Regions from separate parts of the Mus musculus genome. Here regions 1 and 3 are each linked to region 2. A link is a loop called in an ENCODE intact Hi-C map of the cell type or tissue named here. Cell type or tissue: left cerebral cortex. All regions are shown on one strand. Links, peaks and the distances in the headings refer to the core of each region. The heading gives the core; the rest is flanking DNA. Region 1 has its middle 14 kb from the start of Gm14488. Region 2 overlaps Gm14486 (predicted gene 14486). Region 3 overlaps Gm14488 (a long non-coding RNA gene).

Region 1 (6,409 bases), core at 2,610-5,109, 48 kb after region 2:
AGTATTTCTTTCTTTTTTTTTCTTTTTTCTTTTTTTTTGGTTTTTTTTGAGACAGGGTTTCTCTATATAGCCCTGGCTGTCCTGGAACTCACTTTGTAGACCAGGCTGGCCTCGAACTCAGAAATTAGCTTGCCTCTGCCTCCCGAGTGCTGGGATTAAAGGCGTGCGCCACCATGCCCGACTTTAAAATAGTATTTCAAAAGCCAGACATAGTGGTGTACAACTTTAATCCTAGCACTCAGAAGGCAGAGACAGGACAGATCTCTGAGTTCAAAACTAGCCTGGTCTACATAGTGAGTTCCAGGATATCTCAAAACAAAACAAAACAAAACAAGGCGGGCAGTGGTGGCGCATGCCTTTAATCCCAGCACTCGGGAGGCAGAGGCAAGCAGATTTCTGAGTTCGAGGCCAGCCTGGTCCACAAAGTGAGTTCCAGGACAGCCAGGGCTATACAGAGAAATCCTCTCTCGGAAAAAAAAAATAAAATAAAATAAACCATTGAGTATTTGAAGGACCTTCCCCCCACCCCACCCCCATCCCCTATAATCTGGTCCTTCCATCCTCTCCACCTAGTGGAAAGGGAGGCTTCTGGAGCCTGGGTGGAGTATGGTAGTGTCACCTGTTCTCAGCATGGTGCAGCCATGAATCTCTACCTCTGTTCACCGCAGACAGAAGCTTCTTTGACTAAGGCGGCCTGAGTCTATCAATGCAAATATAAATATCCAGGAGGCAGTTTGATAACATACCCATTCTGCAACGCAAAGGTAGTAAGTTTACCCCTGCTACCTATGGTCTCCCACCATGACTGGGTCCACAGCATCCTCCAAAGCCGGCCTCAGAGCTAAACAAGGAGCGGCTGGTTACAGCCTTAACAGAAATGCCACAGTTGCACCGGTCAGCAGCTCTTGCTTGGGAAGCTGGTATAGTGGCATTCATGATCCAACTCTAGCTGGCTTTCCTTCCCCCACCCCCCACTCCCACCCACCCCCACCCCCACTGTCTACATAGCAACTTCCAGCTCCTTGAAAAGCTATGTTTCTTGAGGCTGGGATAAAAATGCTTAGCTCTGGTAATTGCTAGAGGTCCCTGGACAGTTAGGGCAGGGACAGTGGCCCCTCCCTGATCCTAGGCAGGGGTAGGCATTGAGGGAGGAAACAGCATGACTGCAGTCTATTCTCACCAGCCTGCTTCTTCCTCCACTGTGAGCCTAGTCTAGTGCATTACTTTGCTTCCTCAGGCCTCAGTATCCCCATCTGAAGAGCACAGTGACAGTCTCCCCTCAGCTGGTCCTCCACATCATTGGCTATCTAACGGATTACTTTGTTTTTTTAAAGATTTATTTGTTTTATGTATAAGAGTACACTATAGCTGTACAGATGGTTGTGAGCCTTCATGTGGTTGTTGGGAATTTTTAGGACTTCTGCTTGCTCCTGTCAGCTCCGCTCGCTCAGTCTCTGCTCGCTCAGTCCTGTCTGCACCCCAAGTGCTTGAATTACAAGTGTGTGCCACCAGCTTGGTTTATTTGGTGCTATGGACCAGGCCTTCTGCATGTTCTATCTGCAGAGCTAGACTCCCAGCCCTTCCCCATGTTAAATAATTAAGTTGCCCTCCCATCTGGCCATTTCCAACCCTGGAGCCCATGGTTATCTTCCAGGTCTGCGTTTTGTGTGTACAGGGCCCCATGCAAAGCCATTCACACCCTATGGATCACCGACCCCTCGCACTCACCTCAAAAAGAAGTGCCCTAGCCAGGCCTGGTGGTGAACGCCTTTAATCCCAGCACTCAGGAGGCAGAGACCGGAGAATTTCTGAGTTCAAGGCCAGCCTGGTCTACAAAGTGAGTTCCAGGACAGCCAGGGCTATACAGAGAAACCCTGTTTCAAAAAACAAGAAGAAGAAGAAGAAGAAGAGGAAGAGGAAGAGGAAGAGGAAGAGGAAGAGGAAGAGGAAGAGGAAGAAGAAGTGCCCTAACAGATACATCAGAGCACTGGAGACTCTTGTCATTAGCCAGGCTTCCCCACCCAGTAGCATGGAAACTGCAAGGGAAGGCTGGCTCTCCCAAGAGCTCATGGGCAATCGATTTCCTCTGTTCCCTCTGCCAACCTCCTGCTTCCACCTTCTGAGTGTGGGGCTTATAGACAGGTACCACCATACCTGGTTTAACATGGTGCTAGGGATGGTCTCTTTTACCTCAAGATGGCCTTGACCTTGCTACATAGATGAAGATGACCTCACAGTGTTCTTGAATAAGCTAGATGCATCCATGTAGGGAGTCCTTTGGAGAAGGGCTGGGTCCCAGATGCAAAGAGCCCTTTTTCTGGAATCTGGTTCAAGGAATCTCAACCTTTCCTGTGCTTGACAGGCACCCAAGTGTGCTGCTGAACCTGGCCCAGCCCTCGGGAAGCCTGGCTGAGAAAGGCAGGAGCCCAGGCCATCCCATTGGCAAAACCCTTTGCCTGCCTTGTACGGTGCACACAGAAGGGAGGGCTGGAGTCCTGAATCAGAGTCCCAGTTCTCCAAGGACCACCACCTCGCAGGCACGTGCCTCTACGCTGACTGGAGCTGTATTTTGGGATGTGTGGACACCCATTGTGGGAACCAATAGAAAAGCTGATGGGGGAGGGGTGGGGCACTATGACTCAGAGGATAAGGGTCCTCCTTCAAACAAGACAACCAGTGTTGGATTCCAGGAACCCACATGGTAGGAGAGAACAGACCCCCCCAAGTTGTCCTCTGATCTCCCCACACCTGTCACGACACACGAGCACACACGTACATAAAATACATAGTATCATTATTTTTTTAAAAAAAAGCAAGTCTGGAACAGTGTGGTCACCAACAAAGGCCTCACTGGCTTGTGCCTGGGGACACAAAAGTCTCTGGAAGGGAACACTGCAGATTGTTCTGGTAGCAAAGGCTGAGGTGAGATGTGTCTCTTAGGAGAGGTGCCCCTTGTAATGGGGCCACTTAGCATACTGCTTAGGGGGTCCAAAGTGGGCTTGTGCCTCAGCTTGGTCCTGTCCCCCTGAATGACCAGGGAGTGGTGGATCTTTCTTTCTCTCTCTCTCTCTCTCTCTCTCTCTCTCTCTCTCTCTCTCTCTCTCTTTCTTTCTTTCTTTTTGGTTTTTTGAGACAGGGTTTCTCTGTATAGCCCTGGCTGTCCTGGAACTCACTCTGTAGACCAGGCTGGCCTCGAACTAAGAAATCCACCTGCTTCTGCCTCCCTAGTGCTGGGATTAAAGGCGTGTGCTACCACACCCCTTGAGTGGTGGATTTCTTAAGCTGAACTGCTGGCCCCTGGAAAAGCAGGCCCCACAGAATCCCACAGCCCAGTAGTTCCCCCACAACTCAGGCCACAAACTCGAGTCTGCCCAGGGTCTTCCAGTCCCATCAGATACAGGCCAGCCTTGTGCAGGCTTAGTATGGAGACAGGAGCCTTCTCAATTTTAGCCCTGTTGGATAGAAAACGCTCCGGGCATCCTGGGCAGGCCAAATGCAATTGTAACTATCTGAGCTATCCTGCCTTCTTGACTCTAGAATCCAGGCAGAAAGCAGGGAGACAAGCTTAGAGTGGCCTAGAGCAGGAGACATCACTGGCCTGTGCAGAGTCCCTGACTACCCCAATACATGGTCTTTTGAAAGACCAGCCGGAAGTGAGGGCTCCCAGGGCTGTCTTGGCTTTGAGAATGACTCTCAGATGGTTAAGCTTATTTGGGTCGAGAAGTTGAGGGTGGAAAGAAAAAATGGGAACCCCACCGAAGATAGGACTCCAGTGTTCAGTGTCAAGCTCTAGACAAGCCCCTCCTCCCTCCCCTCCAGAGGAAGTGGAAAGGGCAAGCCCCTGGCCTAAGGCCACACAGCAGGAGAGATTTGGACTCAGCTTTCTCTCTAAATTGCTGCCCTTAACCCCTTCCTAGTCGGCTCTCTACCCTAGGCATAGTTGCTCGCAGAAGGATGTTGATGGGAGGGAAAAAAGGAAAAAGCACCGGGCCGGGTCTTCCCACGCCCCCGTCACCCCGTCCCCTCCGCGGTCGAGCTGGGAGGTCCGCAGCCGCCTCTTGCGCAGCTACCCCCACGATGCTGCTGGAACCCGCCCCGAAACAGCTTTCTCACATCAGGACCCCGGGCGTGGGGACGCCTTCCGACCCACGAGGCCCCGGAGGAAGCGCTCGAGGACCTGTGGGCTGCACAGCGCCCCCTCCCCGCCGGGGCCACTGAACAATCGTTGGGGCGGTAGAGATGAACGAGTGTCGCGCGCCCTGTCCCTAGAGTGGGCGCGCGGGATGTGCGCGTGGGTAGCCCGTTCCGCGCCGCGGGCCTTGCTCGCTCCCTCGCTTGCTTTTTCCTTTTTCTCGTTCCTTTTTTTTTTTTTTTTTCCTGGAGCAGAGCCCGGCGCCAGGAGTCTGGAACCGGCCTGACAAGCTTTTGAGTTATGGGGGAGGGGCGGCGCGCACCCCCGCTGCGAGGCGCGCCCCGATCCGGCGCGAGCCCGGGCGGCGGCGCCAGCGGCCCCGAGAGCTGCGCGAACCAGGCCGGCCCCGGGCGCGGCCGCCCCCGCCGAGCCAGGCATTCCTTTCCGCTGAAGCTTTACCCTGCTCGCAGCGCCCCGGGCAAGCCGCCTGCCGAGCGGGGGCGGAGTCGGCCCCCCTCCACCCCCGGGAGGTTCTTAGGTTCCCCGCTGGTCTCCTTCACCCCAGGCTGGTGGTCCCTCCCACCCTAAGCTGGTCCCCCCCACACCCTAGTGTGGTCTTTTGTCCCTGCCTAGTTCCTCCCACCCCCAGCTGGTGCCTTCCCAGAGAATGGATCCCTGTACACTCTTCTATCCTAGCTCGTCCCCTTCACACCCTGTGGTCATCTCCCCACAGGTTGGAACCCCTCCCCCACCTCAATGTGGTTTCTTCTATCCTGGCCTGGTACCCTCCAGTCCCTGGCTGGCCTTTCCCTAGGCATTACTGCTTCCTCCAGCCAGAGAGAGAGAGAGACACAGACAGAGAAAGAGAGAGAGACTGGTGAATCCCTTTTAATGGCCTAGAGAGCCCTTCCTTCTGCTGGCAGTTGGTGCCCAGTGAACATTTCCCAAACTCTCCTTTTTCTCCTTTTTTCTTTTCTCCATTGTCCTTGGGTCTGATGGCACACAGGGCCTACAGAGTAGAGTGACTGGGCCACTAGCTGATCCGACTCAGGTCTCTGTAGCCAAAGCCTAGCTTGGGTGGGCGAGAAGTGCTTAGACTTGTGATTTACCAGAGGGAGAACTAGAGCCTTCCCGCAGCAGCCAGGATGCAGAACCTTTGGACCTCTGTGTTGGTTCTGTGCATAAGAATCTCCTATGTGCTAGCAGGGATCAGGGCTGGTCTCCCCATCAAGCCACCATGTCCCATACTCCTCTTCTCCCTTAGGGTACCCAGCCAGGCCCCGACCACCATCCCCTCCAGCCCAGTAGTAACTGTGCAGTACCTTCTGGCCTGTCACCAAGTCAGACCCATCTCTGTATAGCATGTGGACTTTCCCCTTAGGGGCTCTGGGCTCTGCCCTTGTGCAGGCAGGCTCTCTTAGAGCCTTGAAGGTAGCCTGAGATAGCTTAGTAACAGATCTGGCCTCCCTATATAAAGTTTCTAGAGACCCAGCTGGTCCAGACAGCATAAGGCCTACCCAGAGGTGAGCTTTCAGCATGGGGCCACTTGTTCATTCTTACGGAGAGGCTTACCAGGCCCCACAAGCCCCACTCCCAGTGACCCCTGACTGTAACTTCAAGAATGCAGGGCCTGTTCTGGGGCTGAGCAGCTTGGCCCCTCCCCGGTCTCCTGCCAAGCAAAGTGGAAATCAAGCCAGAACCAGCTGCTTAGTAGAAATTTCCAGTCTTCTTGGCATAGCTGGAAGAAGGGTTTGCTTGGGTGCACCTTGGAGGTGTAGCTGAGCAGGCTTAGTGGGGCTGAGGAGTAGAGGGACCCCCAGATGTTCCAGAAGCTGGCTTCCAACCCCCCAAGCAGCTGGGACATGGGACAAAGGCTGTTATCCTCTGTAACCAGGGGAAGCTCTCTGCTGTTCTGTTGGCCCTTCTCCTGGGAGTCCATCAAAGACAAAGGCAAGAACAACAGTGTAGAAGTCAGGCTGCAAGATCTGCCCAGAAGCACCCAGCACCACACTTTTTCTGGGAGAAAACTGTTTGCCCTAGTGACGGCCCACTTGCTGGGCCACATGGCTTCCCAGGGGCAAGTCTTGTTACTTCCTTGGTCACCAAGAAGAGCAGGGGCTTGAATTGAGGGTTCTTGGGACATGAGCAGAATGTTGCTTTCACAAAATTTCACAGGGCTGTGTGGCTGAGCTGAGTTAACTTCTCAGGGACCCTGTTCTGTCTGCCCATGCCCCTCATTTACCTAAGGGAATTAAAGCATCGCAGTAGGAAGAGACT
Region 2 (6,409 bases), core at 1,461-3,960:
CAGACATCCCTTTGGGGGCACATGCAGCTCATGACAGCAAGGCTGAGGGACACGCAGCGCAGAAACTTTTCCTGTACCCTGTTCCTCAGACCACCTTCCGCAGGAGCCATCTTCCTTCAACACACAGCGTTCTTGACAGGGAAAACTGTTCAGTGGAGGGAGGGTCCATTTAGAAGCTTCAGTGTCCCTGGCTCCTCTGCTCACCCAACCTCAGCCTCTGAACTTCTGGTGGGAAAGAATGTATCCCAGAAGAAACAATTGTCATGAGGAGAGTCAAGCTCTGGGGTCTCTCTTGAGGTGTCCCTCTGAGTAAAGCAGTCTGTCCCTTGGGGGTCTTAAGCTTGCTCATGTGTCAAACTGCCCACAGGTGTGGCTAGCACCTTCCCTGCTAGTACCTGCTGCTGCATGCAGCCTGTTCCCCGGGGAGGGGGGTGAGTTTATGGGGTGCACACTGATTTCCAGGCATGAGGAACTGCACACACACTCTTCCCCCAGCCTGCCCTACTCTAGACTATCATCAGCAAGGGCACTAAGTCTTTCTGGGAGCCTTTTCTTCAAGGCTGATTCCCAGCAGCCCTGAAGATCACTCTGTGATGGTCCAGGCGACTTAGGAACCACCCGTGCGTTGTGTGTGGAGAGTCTGAGGTGTTCGTGGGGCTGAAGGAGCCCTTGTTAATTACCAAGAAATGACCAGGAGGCCCGGGCCCAAAGCTCTGACCTTGAAAGGGCAATGGAATCGAACTAAAACCCTGTAGCAGACCTAGGACGACCCTGACTTCTGTTTCTGAGCCAAGGCTGAGGGCTGGATGTGGTCTGAAGGCAGAGGGCTCTCTTTGCTGGAGGCCTTAGGCTCCTCCCGGCACACAGGAAAAAACAACCTGGGCCATTCTGGGCCATTCATTCGAGCTGTTTGTACGTGCAAATATTTATTATTATTATTATTATTAAACGTCCACTTCCTGTGCCCGAGGCCATCTCCTCCATCCCTCTTTCCAGCCTCTCTGTCCAGGACCAGAGTCATAACTGTTTGCATTTGGGCTAATAACGACCTGGGAGTTTGGAGGTGGATATGGGCAGGACTGTAAACTTTAATTAGCCTGGTGAGATTAACATCGTAGCAGGGGACTGGAGTGGGGGCCTCCTTCCGAGCTCTCTGATCCCAGTAGACACCCCCCTCCCGTGAAGGGCACCCCATACAGGATGTGCAGAGGACCGCACAGCAAGGCTTACACGTGCTGAGTTAATCTTTATTCGCCTCGAAGCCGAGTCAGGCTTCAAAGAGCCCTGGGTCGAATTGCTGTCCCTCTGGCTCCACAGTACTCGCTGGCTTCCTCCTTGCAGAAACCTCAAGCAGAAAACTCAGGGACTGGGCTGTGTGACCTTGAGCCGGTTACTCACCCTCTCAGGGAGGGGAGGCTAAGTGGGAAGGTTCAGGACAAATGCTGCGGAATCTAGGAAGCTAAACCCTACTGGGTGGCCGAATTCTTACTGCCTGGCTGCCTAGCCTGGGGGGTCACACGTTCAGGAAGGGCTGAGGATTTTCTGGTCTCCATCTGGCTTAGTATTGAGAGCATTCAGCGGCTCGGGGGCTGTTTCCACCAGCGTCCCCAGGAAATTGGCCTTCCCGAGAATGAAGTCATCTGCTTCTCTTTTATTTATTTATTTTTGTCGCCTTTTTCTCCTTCAAGCATGAGCCCCTGGGCCTGTGCGGCCCCTCTCCACGGCTGTCGCGGGAGAAGGGGCTCTGAGAATAGGTGGGACCCCGGGGTGCCACGCGCCGTCCTGGGACTGGCCGAAGGTGAGCTCCCGGGCGGCCAGGGCGAACAATAACAGTAAATAACGCTGCCTCGTCAGCGTCATAAAAACGGAAACGCTTCCACTGTGTTTTAATAAGCGTCGCCCATCAATCTGCCTCCCTGCCGGCCGCGGGCACCGGGGAGGGTGCGGGAGGGGGACGAGGGGGCGCGAGCGGCCGGGGTCACGCGCACCAGCCGAGCCGAGAGGCGGCCGAGCTGAGTAACTCCGTTGCCATGGCGACGTGGCCGCAAGGAACAGGAAGCAGCAGAAATAGCAGCCGCCGCGGCGCGGCCCCTCCCCCCGCGAGCCCGTTGCCACGGCGACCGGACGGGAGCGAGGCTGCGCGGGCGGCCTCCTGCTCAGCCGACTGACGCATGCGCAGTACGGCGCGCGGGTGGGCCTCGCCCTACAGCTCCCGGGGTGGCCCGTGGAGACCAGTGCTACTCGGGGGTCGGTGTCTGCTTTGGGAGCCTTCTCGCCTCGGCTTCTGGCAAAGGCAGTGCTTTCCAAGCATGCAGCGGGCAGGGACGTGGTCACCGGAGTCCCCGACCTGTTCTGAGTGACAGCAGAGCCGGGTCCAGGCTTCCCTCGCCGTGGATGGGGCACCTGGTGACGTCCAGGATGCCTCCTCCTCTTGGTCCCCATCTCCACGTGTCCCTTTGCCAGATAGAACCTGCATAGAACACAGAAGCCCTGGCACCCTCCATGTCCCCTCTTGTGCCAGAAAACAACGTTCTTTCCTCCACACCCCCCAAGTTGAGGGAAGCCTAGATGTTTCATAACAAAAGCCCTCCCCCACACCCCATAATAGCTTGTTTATGTGGAAGCGGCTGCAGCCTTGGGGGTCTGAAGCTGGTGTGTGTGTATGTTTGTTACAGGGACACACGTGATTATATCTGAGGCCGTTTGTGGAGAATTTTCTTCTCTGTAGATTCTGTTTGGTTTGTTTTTAATAAGGGTCAGAGGTCTGAGCTTCTGTGGGGAAGGGGGAAGGGTCACCTCGGATGGCCAGGCCAAAGGGTCCCAGGGGGACAGGTCACGGGGCCTGCAATGCTAGCAGAGGCCAGCAGCTAAAGCTGCTCCATCTGGCTCTGTTCCTGGCGGCAGGCAAGCACAGGCAGCCAGCAGGATGCTCCCTTGAGTGGAGCCCCAGAGGGGGACACCCTGGAACGGAGACTGGTCTCCCTGGGCAGGACAGCTGTCATTTCTCAACTGTCCAAGAGAGAGAGAAGGGAGCTGCTGCTGGCTGGGTCTTTCTACAGCACTATCAATGGCGGGCTTGTGTATGCCGCCTTCAGGTTGGCTGTGTGAAATGAAGGGAGCCTTGAACTGCTTCCGAGTCCTGGCCAGCCAGCCCAGTGTGTGGACCGAGGGCTACAGGCTACATAAGAGCATTTCCACTCAGGACAGCCTAGCTCTGTGTGTCTTTCCCTCCTTCCTCACCCTGTAGACATGGCAGGGGCGGGGGGGGGGGGCTGCTTACCCTGAAGGAGAGCCTGCCTGGTGTCCAAAGACAATGCATCCACCATAGAGATCCTGGGGTCACAGTTAACTCTTTTTTAGGGGAAGCTGTGGAGATGTGGGGAGGAAGGAGCAGAGAGACTGGGCTGTAATTCAGAGAAGGTCCCTGTCCTTGAGGCCAAAGCAGACTGAGACCTGAGATGACAAAGCAGGCCCTCGTGGCTTGTGACTGTCCCTGGAGGGAGATGGGTGCTCAGAATCCGACGTCTATTTACTGCAGCTGGAAGGGGTTCCTTCGCTGTCCCCTGGTCCCTGAGACCTAGGCTGACTGTGTCCAGAGGCTATAGGCTTCAGGGGTTAAGAAGCAAGGAGGTGGGCCTTGGCTCTGCTACTAAAGCCCCGTGGAATCAGAGGCAGGCCCCGTACCTTCCTTGGGCTTCAGTTTTCCCATCTGGCAAACAGGAAGAGGGTCAAGGCAGCTACTGACTGCCTCATAGTTGACCCAGTCAGTATTTCTGAGGTCTGAATGTCCTATACCGCCAATGGTATCTTAGGTCAGGCTCAGGGATAGTGGCCCAGAGGAGTGAAGTCACTCCCCAGGAAAAGCTAGAAGGTAGCACAGGCACCTGCCACACCCGCAGGAGAGCAGGGATCACGCTGTGAGTGCTACAGTCACAAGTCAGCACCCCCCTCAGCCCTTCTCATTTTGGTGGCTCCATCCAGAGCCTTCCCTTTGTATAGAGTTGGGACACCCATTCCTCCTTTCTGAGGTTAGCAGAGGGACTAGAACTCTCCGTGGTGTCTGCTAACTGTCATGAGTGAAGGGTGACCGGGAGGGTAGGTCTCCAAGGATACGTGCTCTGCACACGGCTTTGCAGTCTGCCCCAGAGCTTGAGATCTGTGTGCCTTCTCCCCTGTCCCTTCCTGCAGCTGATATGGCAGGGCTGGGGGTCCTCACTCACTAGGCAAGCGTGTGGCATCCAGATGGTGTGGTTAATCGCGATGGAACCGTAAATCAGCGGTATTGTCCCAGCCTCCCTGCTCTTGGCAGAGCCGTCACCTGGAGGAGGAGCTGGTGTAAGAAGCTCCTGCAGCCCCGCCCACCAGCCCCAAGCTTTGTTCCCAGTCAGTGGCCAGTGTCTGTGTTTGAATACTAGCCCTGTCACTGCCTGTGTGGCTTTGACGAAGCCCTGATCTCCCTGTTAGCCTCAGTTTCTTCATCTATAAAATCCGGGCGATCACAGCGCATGTGGTCCCCAGAACAAGATGAAGTCTCTCATGTGGGCCATTCCTGACTTATAGCTCAGTAGATCCTCCACAAGCTTATAGCTCTATAGGTCCATCCACAAGCTTGTAGCTCTGTAGGTCCGTCCACAAGCTTATAGCTCTATAGGTCCATCCACAAGCTGCCTCTCACCTCTTGGACCTGTACAGGAACCTGAGAGTCAGAGAAGGAAAGCAAGCTGCCCAATGCCACACAGCCAATTAGCAGAGGAACAGGGCTTAAGCCTGGCAGGCTCGAGTGACACTAAACACCTCGGGTTCCAGTCAGCCCGCCCTCCCCAGCCCCTCTGCCTATGTCGGTAGTGACAGCAGAGCATTGTTAGCCTCGCCTAGAGCCACTGTGCAACCCAGGTCTAAAAAGACGCCTTAATAGGTTCCTAATAAAGCTTCGGGGACGGCGGCTTCCCAGGGCAGGGCCAGGGTCCAGGTGCAGCAGATGCGACCTAATGAAAATGTCAGTAGTGTGGTGGTGGTGGTGGTGGGGCACCTGCTCATGTCTCAGACTCAATCTTCCTGTCCTCGGCTGAGTCACTGGATGCAGGGGTCACTCACTCATCCCTCCTCCCATCCCATCCATCCATCCACCCCACCACCACACAGTGGTTATGGAACATCCTTCTTGACCGAAGCCCACATTAAATGTACAGGTTCCTCTCTTCCCGTTAAAAAGACATGAGATACACAACTGGGCACAGCTGAAGGAGAGAGGGTGTCAGAGGGTCTGCGAGAGCCGTGTCTGCAGAGCAGCCTTGGTCAAGCTCTGGGGAGCTTGTCAGACCGCTGCCCTTCCAGGCCACACTCTCTGGACCTGTTTGTCAGTCAGGCTGCTGTGACAAAATGCTGTACTCTAGGTCCAACCAGCCTAAGTGTATCTCCCAGAGTTCTGAGGCACGGGAATGCCATGATCACACTGCAGGCATATCCTAAACCTGGTCAGGGCCTGTTGTCCTGGATGGGGTCTTCTAGCCGTGCCTGAGTGTAGTAAGGGCGGAGAGAGCTCCTGTTTCTCCTCCTCCTTCTCTCCTTTCTGTGTCCCTTCCTCTTTCGTTCAAAGACTCCCCATGTAGCCAAATCTCGCCTTGAGCTCCACATCCTCTATGCCTCAGTTTCCTGAGATTACAGGGGCATGCATACCACCTCTCTGTGGTCCCTGCAGTCTCTTTGTTTTATTAGTACATATTAATCATACAGAGTGGTGGTTTCCTTGCCATCTCAGGCCACATTTATGAGGAAACTAATCAACCTGCATGGGGGAACCCTCATACCCCAGCCCCCAAAGGCCTTAAAGTACAACTTCCTAACACCACCTCCATAAAAGATGTTTTCATTGTTACATTTGTGCGTGTGTGTTCTTGTGTGAGCGTGTGCATGTGTGTGCAGGCATGCACACTCCACACGTGACAGTCAGAGGACAACTTTTTGGAGAAGGGTCTCTCCTTCAACTGCGTGGGTTCTGAGGTCTGAACTCAGGCTGTCCTTTACCTGCCTGCCAAGCCTTCTTGCCAGCCCAGGATACCACCCGCCTCCTAAACCCTGATGGTAAGATTATGTCCCAGCATGTAAGGCTGTGCATTCACACCACAGCAGAAAAGATGGGTTGTGGCATTCCAAAGTCTGCAGTTCTGAAGCTCCACTCAGGGTAAGTGACCCTCCAAGTTACCTACCAACTCTTCTAAGGACCCATTTGGATCCTAAAGCTCTGACCTAAAACCCAGGGCCACTCTGACTGACATGAGCTTAACCACTGAGCTGAGTGGAGACTGGCTGTTGCCTGTCGCTTTTGCTACCCGGTCGAAGCTCCAGGAACAGGCCGCGCTACCAGCCCCACCCAGATTCCCTTGAATGCATGGATAAAAATCCACAGACA
Region 3 (6,409 bases), core at 2,133-4,632, 58 kb after region 2:
ACCACACACACATACACACACACATACCACACACACACACACACAACACACATACCACACACACACACAACACAACACACACACACTCCATCCACATGGCACAGAAGGAGACTCACTTCCCCTCCATCACACAGCCCATTCTGCACACCACAGACCCCAGACACTGGCTCTCAAGTCAGTCAGGCCTCCCATGGCCTCCAGCCTTGTCCCCTGGTGGATCTCCTCTGAGGGCAGAAACCCTGATAGAGGCTTTTCTGGTTCAGAGACTGGCCTCTACTCCCTCAACCTCACAATTATCACTGTCCTGGCCCCATGCTCCATCCATCCAGGAACTATTCTTCCTGTAAACAACCTTTACCCACACTCAGTCACTCATCTGACCCCAACTGCAGCTTAAAGTTACAGCCCTAAGGTAATCTCTGTCTTGAGTCTCAACCTTTTCATCTGTAAAATGGGACAATACTGAAAATTACCTTGTAAAAACACAGCAATGTCATGGTGGGAATCCTGTATGGCCAAAAAAGGTGAGTGAGCTTATGAGAGATGTAGGTGTAACCAGCCCCTACAGACGAGCCACCCCTCCACCCCCACCTCCCACCCCCCAAGCCCCATTCCTTTGAGTACTAAGGCCTCCCTCTCCTTTGGATCAGCAGGAATCCAGCACTCAGATTCAGAACAGGGCACATCCTTTCACATGTAGAGCTGGGAGACACCAAGACTGTAGAAGAGTGGGAAGGTCCGCATCACCCCTCCCTCGCTTAGACCTGAACCATGCATGGAGGGTCTGCAGCAAGGATCCAGTTACCCTCAGTGTACCCAGAGTCAAGCAGAGACAGGAAACAAGGGAATGAGGGCAGTGTGAGGGAAGGCTGCTGGGATGTGACCCAGGAGCCCCCATGCTCATTAATGACCATGTCTGGGAGCGAGGAATGGTGGGTCCACGAGCAGAGTGTGTGCCCAGCACGTACAAAGTCCTGGGTTCTGTCCACGGCACCACATCACACCAGGCAGGCTGGCCTAGGTCTGCAGTTCCAGCTCTCAGGATATGGAGGCAGAAGGACCAGGAATCCAAGGTCATCCTTGGCTGCATAGCAAGTTTAAAGTTAGCCTGGGCTACATGAGATTCTGACTCAAAAAATGAAAACAAAAGAAAACGAAAGATTTGGGGAGTAAGAATCCCTTGAGCGTGTTAGGTATGGACCTGTGAAAATCTTGAAATTTTCTTTATCAGTTCCATTCCCTGTCTCAGTACGATGTGCATGCGTTTACCTGGGCAGGAAGCAGGGTGTTTCAGAGCAAACGCAAGGGGAGCAGGGGCAGGAGAGATGGCTCAGTGGTTCGCAGTTGCTGCTCTTCCAGAGGACCTGAGTTCAGTTCCCAGCACCAAAATCAGGCAGCTGACAACTGTCCACAACTCTAGCTCCAAGGGACCCTACACCTCTGGCCTCTGCCTGCATGTGCATACCTGTGTGCGCGCACACACACAAATGTGTTTAAAAACCACAGAGAACTTGGCATTTCCCCTCCTTCTTGTGAGCTCAGACAAGTCTCCATGCCCTGCTGAGGACCTGAGTGGTGTCCCAGTGCTGTTGAGAGGACCTTTAGGTGACAAATATAAATCTTATGGCATGGGAAACCAAGAACCCTGCTCCAATTCCTACCCACCTCACCCCAGAATAACTAGCCTCGGCGCCCCCCCAAACCTTTAGCTTTGTATCTCTGAACCTCAGGACCTGATAGCCAAGGCAAGTCCTGGATTTGGTAGGCTAACACCAACACAGGCGGGACCTGTGACAAAGTGAAAGCAGCTCAGGCTAGACCTGTGACAGAGTGATAGCTGCTCAGGCTAGACCTGAGACAGAAAGGCAGGACAGTTTGGTGGTCTGACCAGGTACTCAGGTCCAACTTCTCAGTTGGATTTGGGGAACTCGTCTGAGTGGAGATGACATTCTTCAACCACGTGGTTAACTTGACTGATAAGCTGAGAACACAGGCAGGTGGACCAAAGCCCTTGTGTCCATTCTGACATGACAGCCAAGTGCTGGCGTTGTCCTCACAACCCAGGAAGCACCCAGGGCTCAATGAGTTGTGACAGATGAAGAGCCTGGTGGACAGCGACCCTTTGAAGCCACACTGCTATGCTAAGGAGGTGGCAGGATCTGCACTTGGCCCACCCTGAAGCTGGGTGTTCTAACCACCAGGCTTCCCTGCCTTGTCTCCTTGGCAGTGAAGCAGGGTGCACTTCATAGAGAAGCCTGGGAGAATGATTGGAGGTAGGTGCTAGCTGCAGGTCAGGCCATCAGAGGAACTGTCTGAAGGTCACAAATCACAGCACCCCCAGCCCCATGTTAACTGGGAAGAATCTCAAATGATCACCCACCCTTCTGGCCAGTCCTATACAAAGCAAAGCTTCCACTAGAGAGGTTGAGACATTTGCCCAAAGACCCACAGCAAGATATTGCCCCCTCGGTCTGTAGCTAGAAGGAGGGAGGTGGACCACCTGGGTTCTGATCTGGGTCTGTGACTCGCCTTTTGTGTCAAAGAACCTTTGTGCGTAGTGTCCTTGTCCTGGAGAATGGAAACATGAGGTCCCTTTATAAAGGGGGCTGTGCGGGAGGCAGTGCTGATGAAGACTAGAGAGCCCAGGGGCCTGCTGAGATCCAGAGATCCCCTCCAGCACCCAGTGGTCCTCCATGATGCTGGGCATTCTGCTGAGACCCAGAGGAGCAGCTGCAAGCTTGGCTGCCGGGCAGCTTTCCTGCTGCACACTGGCCACGGGGGGAAGCTAGCTGGCCACCGGATACTCCGCAGATAACCAGCTCCTGCTGTGTGATTTCTGCTGGGCTGGGAGTGGGGGTGGGGATCAGGGACGCCCCACCCCCAGGAGGTGAGGGGCAGAAAACAGGACTCCAAGCCAAGCAAGTGGAGAGTGCAAAGACCCAGCGCAGAAAGGAACAGAATGTGCCCTACCTAATCAGAGCTGGGGCCAATGGCTGGAGCCCAGAGCCACAGGGGGATGAGACAAAAAGGTGGCATCCAGGGGAAGCTGGCCATCAGTGGGGCACGTTGTGGCAGGGAACTCAACATGGAAGCCAGTTCTGTTGCTGAAGGAAGCAGCAGCCTGGTCTGAGTTCCAGGAAGATTTGCATGGCTGGCTTTAGGGAGGGATACCAGGTGGGCAGGGAATGTGGGAGAGGAGCTCTGGGAGGGGGCAGAGAGGGGTAGGTGCGCACAGCACAGGCCGAAGCAGTGGGAACGGGAACTTTGGGAAGAGTCCGCAATGGCTTAGGGGTGGCGATCTAGCTAGAGTGGGTGTGGCCAGAAGCAAAGGGCAGAAGGAAATTCCAAGAGAGCAGCCCCTGGCTCCAGCGAAGACCACCCCAGCTGCACTTGCAGCCCAGGGCGCTTGGCAGGACCTCTCCACTTAAGACTGGTGGTTCAGAGACCAGCGTGGTCGGAGCCCCGGAGCTCGGGTCTCAGAGGCCCCGAGGGTTGTCTAAACTGCCTCGTGGGCACTCTCAGCACTCAGGTGACCAGCAGATGGCTGTCTGTAGGGGCGTGGCCCCAGCTGACTCTCAGCCTGCAGTGCCCACTCGGTCCTGAGTGTGCACAGCCCGCGGAGGACAAGCAGAGGTGGTAGATAGAGCTGAGGATCCTGGGAGGAAGCTAGCCACCGTGTGCTCCCTTCTGGGCACCAGAAAAACCCGGGAGCTAGAAATACAAACCCAGCCTTGGAGGCCTGTATCTTTCCTAAGGAAGGTGGATTTGTCAGGGTGGAGGGAAGGGATTTGATTTAGCTGCTTGCTAGCCTGATTTATAATTTGTAAACACTCAGGCAGGCCTGTGGGTCTCTGCATATTTCCAAAGTCCAGAGAAGCAGCCTTCTGGACCAGTAGCTGACTAACCCTTTGCTATGCTTCAGTCCTTCCCAGTAGTCCTTTCTTTGTGCTTGCCCCAGGGGTCCTCTGCCATTGGGGGTTCAGTCCCAGCTTATATTCCTGGAGACCACAAGGCTCTCCTCTGTCACTGGTCAACTACAGGGGGTTTGCTGGGGTCTGAGCAGCTGGGCACAATTCCACCTCTACTGCGGGAAGCAACACTTCCCTGAAGAGCAGAAGAAGCCTGTAAGAAAGGCAGCCCTGAGATGGCGGGGTAACCTTGAGCCGTTTGCTCTCCCGAAACCCCATCTTCCCAATGGTACCACTTGTGCTCACTCAGGCGCACCGTGGGACGCAGAGCCCACGTGTGCCCCGCATTTGTCAAGCACATGGCAGGGATTAGGAAGGGCGTGAGTTACATCATTCACTTCTTTTTACAGCTGAGAAAAACAAACCGAGGCTCAGCGAGGTGCAGCAGTCTGTCCAAGGTCACACAGCCCAGAACAGGACAGGGATGTCCCAGTTACACAGCACCCATGGGACTATGCGGCCGTAGGACTGCACCTCCTTCACCTATTCCCCGGTCCTCTCAACTCTCAGGCTCTGCAGGCTACGTGGGGGACACAGAGGTGGGTGGTGTGGGCAGAGCGCAGCTTGCTGGGAGGAACGGGTTAATGCGCTCCGCCGCATTGGGCCGGCCTCCAGGAGAGCCAGCCAATGGGCATGCTTGGTGATGAGGTAATGCCAGGACGCGCAGAGTGGGTGGGGCTTGAGTGGACCCCTCTGCTCCTTCTGACTTTCTGCTCTCCTTAGCAACCCCTCACCTTTGACCTTGATATCCCGGCTCTTCTTCCAACCTTGAGGGACTGGGATCATCAGCCCCCTGCAGCACTGAGCCTCACGCACTGCTGCAGATGTTCAGATGCATCCTAGCCTGAATAACACCCCCTGGACCTCAGTTTCCCTAGATGTAATTTCTTAATTGTCAAAGTCCCTCCCAGTGGGGTACCTGCATGGATCCCCAGAGCAGCAGGCAGCCTTGCCTTGCCTTTGACCTCTGCCCCGTCGCAATGGTTCCCAGAATCCGGGGCCAAGGAGTCACTAGGCCAGTCACACCCTTCACGTGGTCCCGACCCTTGGGTGCCTCTCCTGACTGATCCCACTGACCCCTTCCTCCTAAGCTAGGAACTAGCTAGCCACACAACAGCCGCAGCAGCAGCAGGCTCGCAGCGGTAGTTAGATGACAAAGTTCACCAAACCACTCGGCCTAGCAGAGCTGGGTTAGTTAAACGTCTACTACGGGCCCAGAGCTCCGGCTCCGTGTGGCCTGGTGCCCTACAACCCTCCTGTTGTCGCTATATGCTGAACGCCACCCGGGCACGAAGCAGTTAACGCCCTTGCAGCGAGCTGGCAGAGCCGGCTGCCCGGCTTATTAGTCAGCCGGCGGGGAGGGGGCGGAGGGAAGGAGGGAGGAGGGAGGGAGGGGTTCAGTGGAGAGCCGCAGAAAGCTATTCTCAGGGGCTCCCGTGTGTGGGGAGGGCGGCTCAGCGGGAACTGCCGCTTCCCAGAAAGTTGATTATTTTTAACCCAGGAAGAAGAAAGGAAGGAGGCCCAGGGAGGACTCAGAGAAGACGAGGAAAAGAGAGGAGAGGAGAGAAAAAGAGGAGAGGAGAGGCGAGAACAAGGAGAGGAGAGGAGAGAGAGGAGAGGAGAGGAGAGGAGAGGAGAGGAGAGGAGAGGAGAGGAGAGGAGAGGAGAGGAGAGGAGAGGAGAGGAGAGGAGAGGAGAGGGATAGATATTTGGAGGGAAAGGACAGGCAGGGCAGGGAGGAAGGAAGATGAGGCTTAGATATCCCACAGCAAGGGTTGGGGAACGCTCTGGGCCAATTCTGGAGGAGGAATAGATGTGGGGTACCCACCCCTGCTGGACCTACCATCCTCCTGTCCTTGTGGACTGGCCTAGTTGCATGGGGGCTTGAGGGAGGAACTGGGCACAAGGCAGTTCCAGCTCCTGGGAGTGCTCTCAGGTCAGTGGGCAGCACAATGGCACAGCCTTGTTCTGGCCTTCACGGTGACTCCTGGGAGTCTGCATGGAGGCCCTGGGAAAGAGGACAAAGAGGTTGCCTTGGTGCTTGGGCCGAGAGGGATTCACTTACGGGGGGGGGGGGGGGGGGGGTGTGGGCCCAAGTCACTTCTCCTACCTCTAGGTGGTGTCAGGCTGGGAAGGCACCTCAGAAGCAGGAGCTGGGTTCACAGAGTGAGACAAGCCAGAGACAGCTGGCCCACAGGGCTCGCAGGCGTGGCGAGCCATAAAAAATGCATTGGGTGCCCCCAAGAAGGCTGAAATATCAGGGACTTAGGCAGACTGGCTGTGTGTGTGATCTCAGCAGGGGTCAGAAGTGTCCTAGAGAAGGGTGCATGAGGATCTACTGGGATGACTAACTCAACTAATGCGAAGCCAGGGAAGACAGGACTGGCAGTCTTCAGGCCTCAGATCCAAGTGGTCTATCAATTCCTGCCTCTGGAAGGTTT

What was found. Hi-C counts contacts between places; a loop is a spot of excess contacts. Peaks named below come from ENCODE experiments on the same cell type or tissue, not always from the same donor. Only the 100,000 strongest peaks of a DNase experiment are listed, where the experiment ranks them.
Region 1: it touches region 2 in a loop (3-fold over the local background); 12 of 42 quality-filtered maps call a loop at or near these places.
Region 3: a loop joins it to region 2, with 5 times the contacts of the local background. A loop is called at or near these places in 11 of 42 quality-filtered maps.

Annotation. Positions count from the first base shown.
Region 1 is chr2:30,703,695-30,710,103 of GRCm38, forward strand. No RefSeq gene overlaps it. Among named protein-coding and RNA genes, the nearest start is that of Gm14488, 14 kb to the right of the region's middle. In left cerebral cortex, for the core only: a CTCF peak has its summit at 4,171; DNase peaks (open chromatin) are centred at 3,847, 4,402 and 4,799; H3K4me3 peaks cover 878 bases; H3K27ac peaks cover 2,184 bases.
Region 2 is chr2:30,656,520-30,662,928 of GRCm38, forward strand. Gm14486 (predicted gene 14486) reads right to left here. Exons shown (of 4, transcript NR_136917.1): 3 at 3,281-3,366; 4 at 1,645-2,470. Among named protein-coding and RNA genes, the nearest start is that of Gm32316, 3.8 kb to the left of the region's middle. In left cerebral cortex, for the core only: a CTCF peak has its summit at 2,878; DNase peaks (open chromatin) are centred at 1,504, 2,095, 2,503 and 2,908; H3K4me3 peaks cover 1,013 bases; H3K27ac peaks cover 2,500 bases.
Region 3 is chr2:30,713,895-30,720,303 of GRCm38, forward strand. Gm14488 (a long non-coding RNA gene) reads right to left here. Exons shown (of 4, transcript XR_866106.3): 1 at 6,079-6,409; 2 at 5,812-5,976; 3 at 474-507. Among named protein-coding and RNA genes, the nearest start is that of Gm14488, 4.1 kb to the right of the region's middle. In left cerebral cortex, for the core only: CTCF peaks have their summits at 3,616 and 4,531; DNase peaks (open chromatin) are centred at 2,770, 3,135, 3,738, 4,326 and 1 more place; H3K4me3 peaks cover 6 bases; H3K27ac peaks cover 2,500 bases.